Linked DNA regions of Homo sapiens: region 1 is linked to region 2. Evidence: chromatin loops called from intact Hi-C (ENCODE). Cell type or tissue: natural killer cell. All regions are shown on one strand. Each heading gives the region's core, and the rest is flanking DNA. Links, peaks and the distances in the headings are about the cores only. Region 1 overlaps LOC105370651 (a long non-coding RNA gene). Region 2 overlaps LOC105370651 (a long non-coding RNA gene).

Evidence for each region. Hi-C counts contacts between places; a loop is a spot of excess contacts. Peaks named below come from ENCODE experiments on the same cell type or tissue, not always from the same donor. Only the 100,000 strongest peaks of a DNase experiment are listed, where the experiment ranks them.
Region 1: it touches region 2 in a loop (2.0-fold over the local background); 3 of 110 quality-filtered maps call a loop at or near these places.

What each region holds. Positions count from the first base shown.
Region 1 is chr14:97,782,570-97,787,955 of GRCh38, reverse strand. All of the region lies in intron 3 of LOC105370651 (a long non-coding RNA gene), which reads right to left. Among named protein-coding and RNA genes, the nearest start is that of LINC02312, 22 kb to the right of the region's middle. In natural killer cell, for the core only: no CTCF peak of the experiment used is centred there; no DNase peak of the experiment used is centred there.
Region 2 is chr14:97,706,752-97,712,137 of GRCh38, reverse strand. It overlaps LOC105370651 (a long non-coding RNA gene), which reads right to left. Exons shown (of 5, transcript XR_944186.4): 2 at 4,163-4,345. Among named protein-coding and RNA genes, the nearest start is that of LINC02291, 23 kb to the right of the region's middle. In natural killer cell, for the core only: no CTCF peak of the experiment used is centred there; DNase peaks (open chromatin) are centred at 2,347 and 4,327; H3K27ac peaks cover 2,819 bases.

The sequences.
Region 1 (5,386 bases), core at 305-5,304, 76 kb before region 2:
TAAAATATATACATAAAATATATATTTTATAAAATATATACATAAAATATATATTTTATAAAATATATACATAAAATATATATTTTATAAAATATATACATAAAATATATATTTTATAAAATATATATAAATAAAATATATATTTTATAAAATATATATAAATAAAATATATATATATATTTTATAAAATATATATAAATAAAATATATATATATATTTTATTACACTTTAAGTTCTAGGGTACATGTGCACAACGTGAAGGTTTGTTACATATGTATACATGTGCCATTGTGGAAAACAGTGTGGCAATTCTTCAGGGATCTAGAACTAGAAATACCATTTGACCCAGCCATCCCATTATTGGGTATATACCCAAAGGAATATAAATCATGCTGCTATAAAGACACACGTATGTTTATTGTGGTACTACTCACAATAGCAAAGACTTGGAACCAACCCAAATGTCCAATAATGATAGACTGGATTAAGAAACTGTGGCACATATACACCATGGAATACTATTTTCAGCCTTCTTAAAAGTATATCTCTCTTAAAATACAGGCATACTTGAAGACATTGTGTATTCAGTTCCAGATCACTGCAATAACATGAATATCATGTTAAAGCCAGTCACCCAAGGTTTTTGGCCTCCCAGTGCCTGTAAAAGTTATGTTTACTCTATGCTGTAGTCTATTAAATGTGTACTAGCATTATGTCTAACAAGTATACATACCTTAATTAAAAATTACTTTGTTGCTAAACAAGTGCCAAGGATCATCTGAGCCTTCAGAAAATCACAATCTTTTTGCTGGTGGAGAGTCTGGCCTTCATGTTGATGGGTGCTGACTAATTAAGGTGTTGGTTGCTGAAGGATGGGGTGGCTGTGGCAACTACTTAAAATAACACAAAAATGTAATTTGCCACATTGATCAAGTCTTCCTTTTATAAAAGATTTTACTGTAACATGAGATGCTGTTTGACAGCATTTCACCCACAGTAGAACTTCTTTCAAAATCAAAGTTAATCTTCTCAAACCCTGCTGCTGCTTTATAAACTAGGTTAATATGATATTATCAATTATTTGTTGTCATCCAACAATGTTCACAGCATCCTCACCGGGAGTCAATTCCATCTCAAGAAACCACTTTCTTTGCATATCCGTAAGAAGCAATTCTTCATCCATTCAAGTCCTACCGTGAGATTGCAACAATCAAGTCACATCTTCAGGTTCCACTTCTAATTCCAGTTCTCTTGCTATTTTCACCACATCTGCAGTTACTTTCTCCACTAAAGTCTGGAACCCTTCAAAACCACCCATGAAGTTTGATATCAGCTTCTTTCAAGCTCCTGTTAATATTGCTTTTTGACCTTCTAGGAGATGTGAATGTTCTTAATGACATCTAGAATGGTGTATTCTTCCCAGAAGGTTTCCAATTGACTTTGCTCAGATGCATCAGAAGAATCACTATCTACGGCAGCTATAGCCTTAAAAATGCGTTTTTTTAAAAGTAATAAGACTTGAAAGTCTAAATTACTTCTTGATCCATGGGCTGTAGAATGAATATTGTATTAGTAGGCATGAAAGCAGCATTAATCTCTGTATACGTCTATATCAGTGTTCTTGGGTAACTAGGTGCATTATCAATGAGCAGTAACATTTTGAAAGGAATTTTTTTTAATATTAATAATAGGTTTCAACAGTGGGCTTAAACCATTCAGTGAACCATGCTGTCAACAGATTTACTTTCTGGGCTTTGTTGTTCCATTTATGATGCATAGGTAGAGTAGATTTAGCCTAATTCTTAAGGTCCGTAGGATTTTCAGAATGGCAAATGAGCGTTAGGCTTTAGTTTAAAGTCACCAACTTCGTTAGATCACAACAAGAGTTAGCCTGTCCGCTGAAGCTTTAAAACTAGGCATTGACTTCTCCCTAGCAATGAGAGTCATAGATGGCATCTTATTTCAATGTAAGACTATTTTATCCTCACTGAAAATATGTTCTTCAGCATAGCCACCTTCATCAATGATCTTAGCTGGATCTTTTTCAGAACTTCCTGTAGCTTCTGCATCAGCACTTACTGCTTCACCTTGCACCTCCATGTTATGGAGAAGGCTTCTTCCCTTAAACCTCATGAACCCACCTCTGCAAGCTTCCAACTTTTCTACTACAACTTCCTCACCTCTCTCAGCTTTCATAAAATTAAAGAGAGTTAGTGCCTTGCTCTGGATTAGGTTTAAGGGACTCTTGTGGCTGCTTTGAACTTCTACCATGACCACTAAAGCTTTCTCCACATCAGCAATAAGGCTGTTTCACTTTCTTATCATTTGTGTGTTTACTGGAGCACTTGAATTTCCTCCAATAACTTTCCCTTTGTATTCACAATATGTCTATTTGGTGCAAGAGGCCCAGCTTTCAGCCTGTCTTGACTTTTGGTGTGCCTTCCTCACTAAGCGAAATCATTTCTAGCTTTTGATTTAAAGTGGGAGATATGTGACTCTTCCTTTCACTTGAACTTTGATGCCATTGTAGGGTTGTTAATTGGCCTAATTTTAATATTGTTGTGTCTTGGGGAATAGTGAGGCCCAAAGAGAGGGAAAGAGACAGGGGAATGGCTGGTCAGTAGAGCAGTCAGAACCCACATAACACTTAATTAAGTTTGCCATCTCATGGCACATACAGCCCCAAAACAATTACAATAGTAACATCGAAGATCAATGATCAAAGATCACCGTAACATATATAATAATAATTTTGAAATATTGTGAGAATTACCAAAATGTGACACAGAAACATGATGTGAGATCATGTAGTTAGAAAAATGGCAGAGATAGACGCTCAACACAGGGTTATCACAAACCTTTGATTTAAACAAAAAATCAAAACAAAACATGTCTGTGAAACAAAGTAAAATCAAACATAAAACAATGAGCATGGCTGTAATAGGTTCTTCAAAAGCAATGACACCACAGCAGCCATGAGCACACCTAGTGCCCAGGTCTTGGTTTCTAATTCCAATTCCCAATAAAAGGAGCCCACGTTCCTTGAAGAATGGCTGATTTTAGGCCTGAGGCAAGAAATATACAAGATGAGCCTGGCATATGACAGTGCCAGAAAGCAAAGCAGTGTTCAAAAGACAAAATAATGGGGTATGTCAGAAGAAAACAGAAGACAAACGAAAGAGCTCCAAATGCTCAGAGCTACAACAATTTGAGCAATACAACAAATAACATCGTATTGAATTATAATCTGAAATATAACATAGCCATGATTTTATCCTAATAATAATGAATGACTGAATAAAGACATAAATGGGAGATAATGAATAAATCTCTCATGCAGAAGAATTCCAAATAATTTATTTAGATACTCTGCCCTCAAGGAGGTGAAGCATAACTCACCACCCCTTAAGTGTGGGCAGTACATAGCAACTTCCTTACAAAGAGTTCAATGTGCAAAGGAAGAGAATAAAGAGTCACTTGGCAGTGGAGAAACCTGACAAACCCTCCTCAGAGAGGTGACGGAGGTCAACATCAACAGGGATAAGTCACGTTGACAGTATGTGCCCATGATCTGATGGGATGAGCATGGTGGTTTATCTCTGTGATCTTCCTTTTCAAGATCTGTACCACCAATCGTACCATAAGAAAAACATCGGTTGAACAAAACTGAGAGAAATTCTACAAAATACCTGGCAACATCATCAGAAACAAGGAAAGTCTGAGAAACTCACAGTCTACAGCTAACAGACCACAGGGATGTGATGGCTAAATATAACATAGTATACTGGGTGGAATCCAGGAAGAGGAAAAGGACACTACATAAAAAATAAGGGCATCAGAATAATGTATGGACTTGAGTTAATCTCAGTGTATCAGTATTGGTTTATTAGTTGTGGCAAATGCACCAAACTAAAGTCAGATGTTAACAACAGGAAAAAATGAGTGTGGGGCACAGGGGAACTCTTTGTACTCTCCGCAATGTTTTTTTGTTTTGGTTTTTGTTTCTTTTTTGTAAATCTAAAACTATTTCCAAAGAAAAAGATTATTTTAAAAAGTGCAAACGTAGAATGGTCCTGTCTTTTATTTTCTATTTTTTTCCTTCTTTCTGTTTTGGATTCACTTTTGTGAAAGACACATTTCACTGGACTATAAATTAGTGATGACGACTGTGGCTACCGTAGTGGGCAGGGCTGTTTGCCCTAAAATACCTGGCTCCAGTTCCTTGTGTCGATTATGTTGCTGTTATCATTGTTGTTATTCTCTAGTGAGGAGCTTCAGAGAGCTTTCTGTCTAGTTCTCATCTGTCATGTTTTACTCGTTCACTGTCTGTGGTGGCCTCTTGCTTATTTCTGGGCTGTATTTTTAGAGTCTGAGAGTATAATCCAGTAGAAGTGCGTATGAGTATACGTCAGTTTATGAAAACGTGGGGCAAAAGCAAGTGGGTAGCTTTGGAGCGTGGTCCTCAGTCCTCTTTGTAATGCATCTTCAGTCTATTTGCAGTTCTTCCTAGATTTTCTTTCTAGTTATCAGCTATGTTCTTGACAGGAAGAGTGACAGAAAATTTTCATTCTGGATAAGGCCATTTCTAGGCAATTACACCTTCTGACCACCCTCTAAAATTGAAAAAAAGTTTTATGAAATAACATTGTAGAGCTCCTTTTCAAATCCTCTGACCTGAGAGTAATGTGGGAGAACCTGAAGAGCCCCTTGAAGCCATCAAGTGTACTTTCTTAAAGGACAGGCTTTCCAAAGCACATGGGCCTGTATTTCCCTCCTCCACGTGTCAGCTGAAATCCAGCACCAAGGATAAATTGGGTTGGACAGCACAAGCCCCAGCGCCAACACTCTAGTCAAACCAAAGCCCCGGAGACCGCTGAAAACATTAACTTCAAAGAACGGATTGTGTTTGCCCAGCTCTCTGCTTCCTGGTTTTGACCAAGACTAGGATGAGAAAAGCAAGCGTTTTTCCTTTGTGAGGTGTCAACTAGTTCATATCTGCAGCTCTGGAAGAGTGTCTGACTTATCAAACACCCTTTGAAGCCAAAAGGGATTGAGAATATACAGAAGTCGAATCCGTGGGTGTGTCTTCTCTCTCTCTCAATCTCTCTCCTTCCCCCTCCTTCTCTCCCCTATTTTCCCCATTTACTCTCTGTATCCACAGTTCTCTTTTTCAGTTTGTCCTTCTGTTGCACCTTTGCGAGCAGCTTAGTAGAGAGGAAAGCATGTACAGCACTGGCTGTGGAGCAACTTTTCCCAGTACTTGAATCCTGGCCCCCCTAGTTTTTACGTTTGGCTTAAGTTTCCTGAGCTCTCTGAATCTCAGTTATCAGCTTAAAGAAAGATGACGATACTTTCCTGGCCGAGTCTTTATGGGGATCAATGACAC
Region 2 (5,386 bases), core at 139-5,138:
CACACATGTGCCCAGTGTGTGTCACAGCCACTCACATGACATGATGAAAGAACCATCACTCTGCTCCTTATATAAGGGGCTTCTGATAATAAGCAGCCTCAGAGATCTAATTATTTATCTGGAGGGAAAAAGCGATTGTGTTGGTTTTGCCTAAATGCTCAAAGTTTCATGAGGAAAATATTAACAAGGACCTGCTTCCGGGTTGCGGCATCTCACGGGGGTTGACAACCCTTCCCCCAAACTGCGGAGGGGAGGCAACAGGAAGGACCTGGGCATCCACAGGGAATAATCACATTTTGGGCCACTGTTTATGCATGTTGTCAGCAGAGAGAAGAGAAAAGCAACAAAATCTGCTTTTCATGGGCAGAAAGCAAATCTAATGTTCCGGTATTTACAACTTCAATATTGATAGAGTCTCTTGCCTCTGTAGAACTGAATCACAGGAAAACATGTAATCTTTCCTGGCCCTTGTTTGGATAGGGCAGAGATAAATTAAAAAGTTACTTTTTCCTCCCTTTACATCAAGCAGTACAACTTATTTCTGTAATCAACATCAGTGAGATTCACCTTTCGGGAAATCAGAATTTTCTCTTCAGCCACAAATCCATTTTAGGTAAACATCATTGACCACCCACATGTAGAGACGCTTTGTTGGGAAAATCACTTTCCCTTTTTTCCTTTTCTTTGTGATTTTGTAGCAATGTATGGGAGGGTGCATTCCACTAAGAAAGTCTATTGTTCTCTAGACTTATTCCACGTAGGACAATGGAATCGAGGTTTGTTTTGCTGAACATACATTATAATTTCCATAAATACAATTACATTCCAGTGGAAAATATTCTGCAATAGAAGTTCAGTCGCCTGCATAACTGTAGTGTTGGACATAGAAAATGAAGACCGTGTCATTCCCTGAGACGATCAAACGATTACTAAATTTTTTCAAGTTTTCATATTGAGGGGATACTCAGTCATTTGTTTAATAACTGCTCACCAAGTGGCTGTTACACGACAGTCATCGTTCTAAGTTCAAAAGGTACAAAGGAGACATCACTCCTGCCTGCGTAAGGTTTTCTGTCTGCAGAAAGAAATCAGATTTGGACTCAGCTCTCACACCTGATTAGCACTATGAATATCATGTAGGTGGGATTTGGAATGCATAGGGATCAAAGGAATGTGATTTAATCTTTACAATCACCTGGAGAGGGTTGCAATATTACTCACATTTTATAGTTTTATGGCTGAGAAAGGAAATGCTTAGAGAGGTCAAGCAGCAGCCCAAGGCTACAGCTAGAAAGTAGCAGATTCTGAACCTATATATGTGTGGCTTAGAGCCTAGGTACTCTCTTCCTTCAGGAGGACAAAAACAAGGATTGCTATGGTGTTTGCAGCTGTCCCTAAAATTGTCTTCATATAATACAATTTTGATGTTGGTGATACCAGGACTGGGTTTGAGTGTTTGTAAATGTACTGGGGTAGGTTAACCACAATCTCCTGTTATTCTTAATGGTATGAACATGTGTCTATTCAAAATCATTACCATTTGGAAACAACAGAAATATCCAATGCAAAGAGTAGGTAAATCATGTATCATCCATATAAAATCATAATATGCAGATATCTGACATATTATTACAAAAGTATACAAAGTTTTTAAATGAATATCAAACAATGAAATGGAATTGAAAGGTACAAAATTGTGTGTGTGTGTGTGCATTCACAATCCTTTGTAAAATGACTGTATGAAAAGAAATGAGAAGAAAAATACCTAAAATATTAACATGAGAAGTACATTTTAAAATTCATTTTATTTTTCCAAATGTTATCCAATATATATTCATTGAAGTAATAAACTAAAATACAAGTCATTTTATCAAAGCCATCTGTACTCACTAAGAATAGTCAATAAATCACAGCATTTTTAGACTTAATATCAGTCAAGAAGAGTCACTGTCAGCTTTTCTCCTTCTTGGTTTCCCCCTCAGGTGGTCTACAACTGATATTTCATGTCATATAAACACACTGAATTTTGCAATGAAAGAAATGTGTAGAATTGCAGTTGCATTGGAATATGATGGAGAGATGTATTTTTAAATATATCAATGTTTATCTCTCTCTCTCTAGCTATCTCTGTCCTATCTATCTATCTATCAATCATTTCTCTTTTTCTTAATTTTAAGGAACAAATAATTTACACTTCCTGAGCACTAACAGTGTCCCCGGCACTGAACTTGAATTATTGCACTGAATCCTCCTGACAGCCCTATGAGGAAATTATTATAGACACCCCCATCTAATGTGACATATGCAAGCCCACATTGTCAGCAAGGGGCAGAGCCAGGATGTGCATCCGGGCAGCCTCTCTCCACCCCTCCCCTCGCAGTCCCCATCAGTTGGTTTTGTTACTGTGCCTTTCTCTTGAACACAGCCCTTGGCGCTGTCCCTGGCTCATGGCGGACACTCAACACTCAGCCACGGTTGTTGCTGCTACTATTACTATTCACTTCTTATTTATTCTTACATCACCTTTTGTGGGTTGTTATACCCAGTGCTTTTTCTCCTGTTTATACCTGTTTGAAAAAATATAAAGAATCCTTCAATTTGAAGATTTTTGGTTTATCAAATGCAGAAGAAGGAAGAGGATATTTATATAAGTTTTTCAAGATGAATCTTTTAGAAAACCTACAAATCAAATATTCATTCCAGCTAGGGCAATAGAAAATATCTATACTGTTCTACAGTGAACTTCCCTTTTCTCCAGGAATGTCTGCTATGGAACGCGACCATCACTGGCAACTTCTACAGGAGGGCCTGCTTAACAAGCTTTACCAAGGTCCAGCCCACACTCTTTAAACTGGCCTAGAAGGTCCTTCCTACTCTGCCCCTAACTTCCCTTCCAGCCTCTCTTCCTGCCCTAACCCGTTCTTAATCCATCAATTCCCCCATACAGCCAAACCAAGCCATGCTCACTGACTCATGCCTTCCTATTTCGCACCTCTGGGTCTGCACAGATTCTTTGAGCTGACAGTGGACACATCCTCTAAGACGCAGTGGAAGCATGAGGTCTGGGAGGGGCCTCCAGACTCTGGCCCAGCTCAAGATTCACTCTTCTCTTCCTAGAGGTCTTCCAGTAGAGTATCCTTTCCCCATATGCTAACTAATATCCCTGAACAGCATCACCTTCTCTAGACTAGGAAGCTTTGGGAGCAGGATCTGAGTTCTGGGCATTCTCAGTGCCCAGCATGCCAGTGGCATATGGGTGGGGATTAATGAGGACTTGTTAGGGTACAACTTTGGTGGTCAGGTCAATGAAGCAGCATTGATAACTCCACTTAGATAAATGAAGCAAAAAGGGAAGTTTATCCTGAAGATAATGAGACGTCACAGGGAGCTTAAGAAAGGAACACTGGTAGTCTTCACGAATGGATAGAAAAAAGATCCTCATGTCAGGTGCTTTCAGGCCCTCTCAGCTTTTGTCCATGTCCCTTATTTCCTCTCCCTCTCTCTCTCTCTCCTTCCCTCCCACCATCCTTTCATGCCCCCTCCCCTCTCTCCTTTTGTTTTTCATATCTACTTGATAAGAAATGTGGTAGCCAACACTTCAGCCAAAGTCTTCACATATCCCTTCTCTCTTCCAGACTTTCTCAACAAAACTGTACCCCATTTCCCAGTTTCTGTCTCAAAATTTCCTAGATAAGCCTTAGATTGGCTTATTTGGGGTTGGATGACCAACACGAGACCAATAAAACAGCCAGGGGACAGAGTAACATTCTACCACTAAAGTGGATTTTAAAATAACAGTAAAGATATGGACAGTCAAGCTGGGCAGTTACTAGAAAAAACATGATGAGAAGCAAATTATAAAGATGTCCTGTGCAGGTGTGCATGCGCACACACACACACACACACACACACTACCCAAAACATAGTAGGCCTGCCAAAATATTTGTTGAATTACTAATTCAATTATTAATACAGGTTTCATTATTGAGGAATACGTATTCATAATGGTGGCTTTAGTCCTGGAAAAATTCTCTGCTTCCTGTACCCTCAGAGAAGGAAAATGAATTTTCACTGCAGTTCAAATGCTTGCTGGGGTCAAAACACTCTGTTATCTTGAACATATGTCTAATGATATTTGCTTTAATGAAGAGCCACAGCTTACCTCCTTCTCCACAGCACTTGATCTTGCATTTGGGGTGTGGAAGGTCACCCAGCGTGTTCTTGCCCTCGGCTTTGGCTCACCCTGCTGGTGACGAGACCACAGAAGGATAATAAAGAATGGGACCCAGCCTTCCATTAATAGTTTGGCTGGGTTTCCATTGCTGCCCTCTCTCAGCTTGTGGTCCTGCAATGAGTTTCAGTCAAAAGCAAAAGGGAAGTGGTTAGTTTTAAAAGGAGTATCTGCACTTTAACAGCCACTGGAGTCTCTGCAGTTTGCCCATTGAGTTGCAGTGGGGTAGAAACACGGAGCACAGACAGGCACCAGGGCATCGCAGTTACAACGACAAGCTGCAGAGCCAACCCAACTGGGTTCATTTCTGCCTTTTTTCACTTATTAACTTGGTCCATTTTCTTCATCTCTCTGTGTCTCTGTTTACTGTAAAATAGGCATAACAATAGTACCATGCCTACAGGCTCATTCTAGGGCATAAATGAATGACTGAGAGGGTTGACATTGTGCCTGGAACATAGCAGGATGCTCAGGTCTCAGAAGCATGGAGTCATAAACTCACTCCCGAGCTGTCCTTGCGCCATCTTCCGTCATATCCCCGTGTTAATAACCTAAATCTTCATGCCACAGGATTCACTGAAACCCATCCTTCTGCCTTCTCAGACACTCTGGTTGTTTGCCTCTCTCATACCTTGACCTCGAGGATGGAGAGGCTTGACCTTCTCCATCCTTCTTCCCTGATTCTCTTGTGACTTCTCTGTACTACCATGGCCATCTCCCACTCACTTCAATGTTCACACACATGCACACATGCACAGACTGGGCTCTGCTCCTTCCCTCATGGGTCTGCTGTGGTTGCAGATCCCACTGAGGGAGTGGGAAGGGCAGAATGAATTTACAACCCAAAGAGGAAGCACCTCAACCTCAATAGTGACTTAGCACTGTTCTTTCTACCCGGAAACCTCCTGCCCTCACAAAGGTCCCTATGCTCCTCCTCCTTCATTCTCAGCCTACCATGGCCTGGGCAGCTGTGGTCATCTCCCTGTGAAGAGCCAGCTATGCCCTGATGCCAAGCCTCAGCCAGACCCCACGTGGTCCTTAGAGACCTAGGAAGGCAGACTTTCACTTCACTCAGTAGATGTTAAACATCCTAGTGGGAACATTAAGCACTCGAATAATTTCATAGATTCTGGATTTTTCCCAAGGTTACATGTC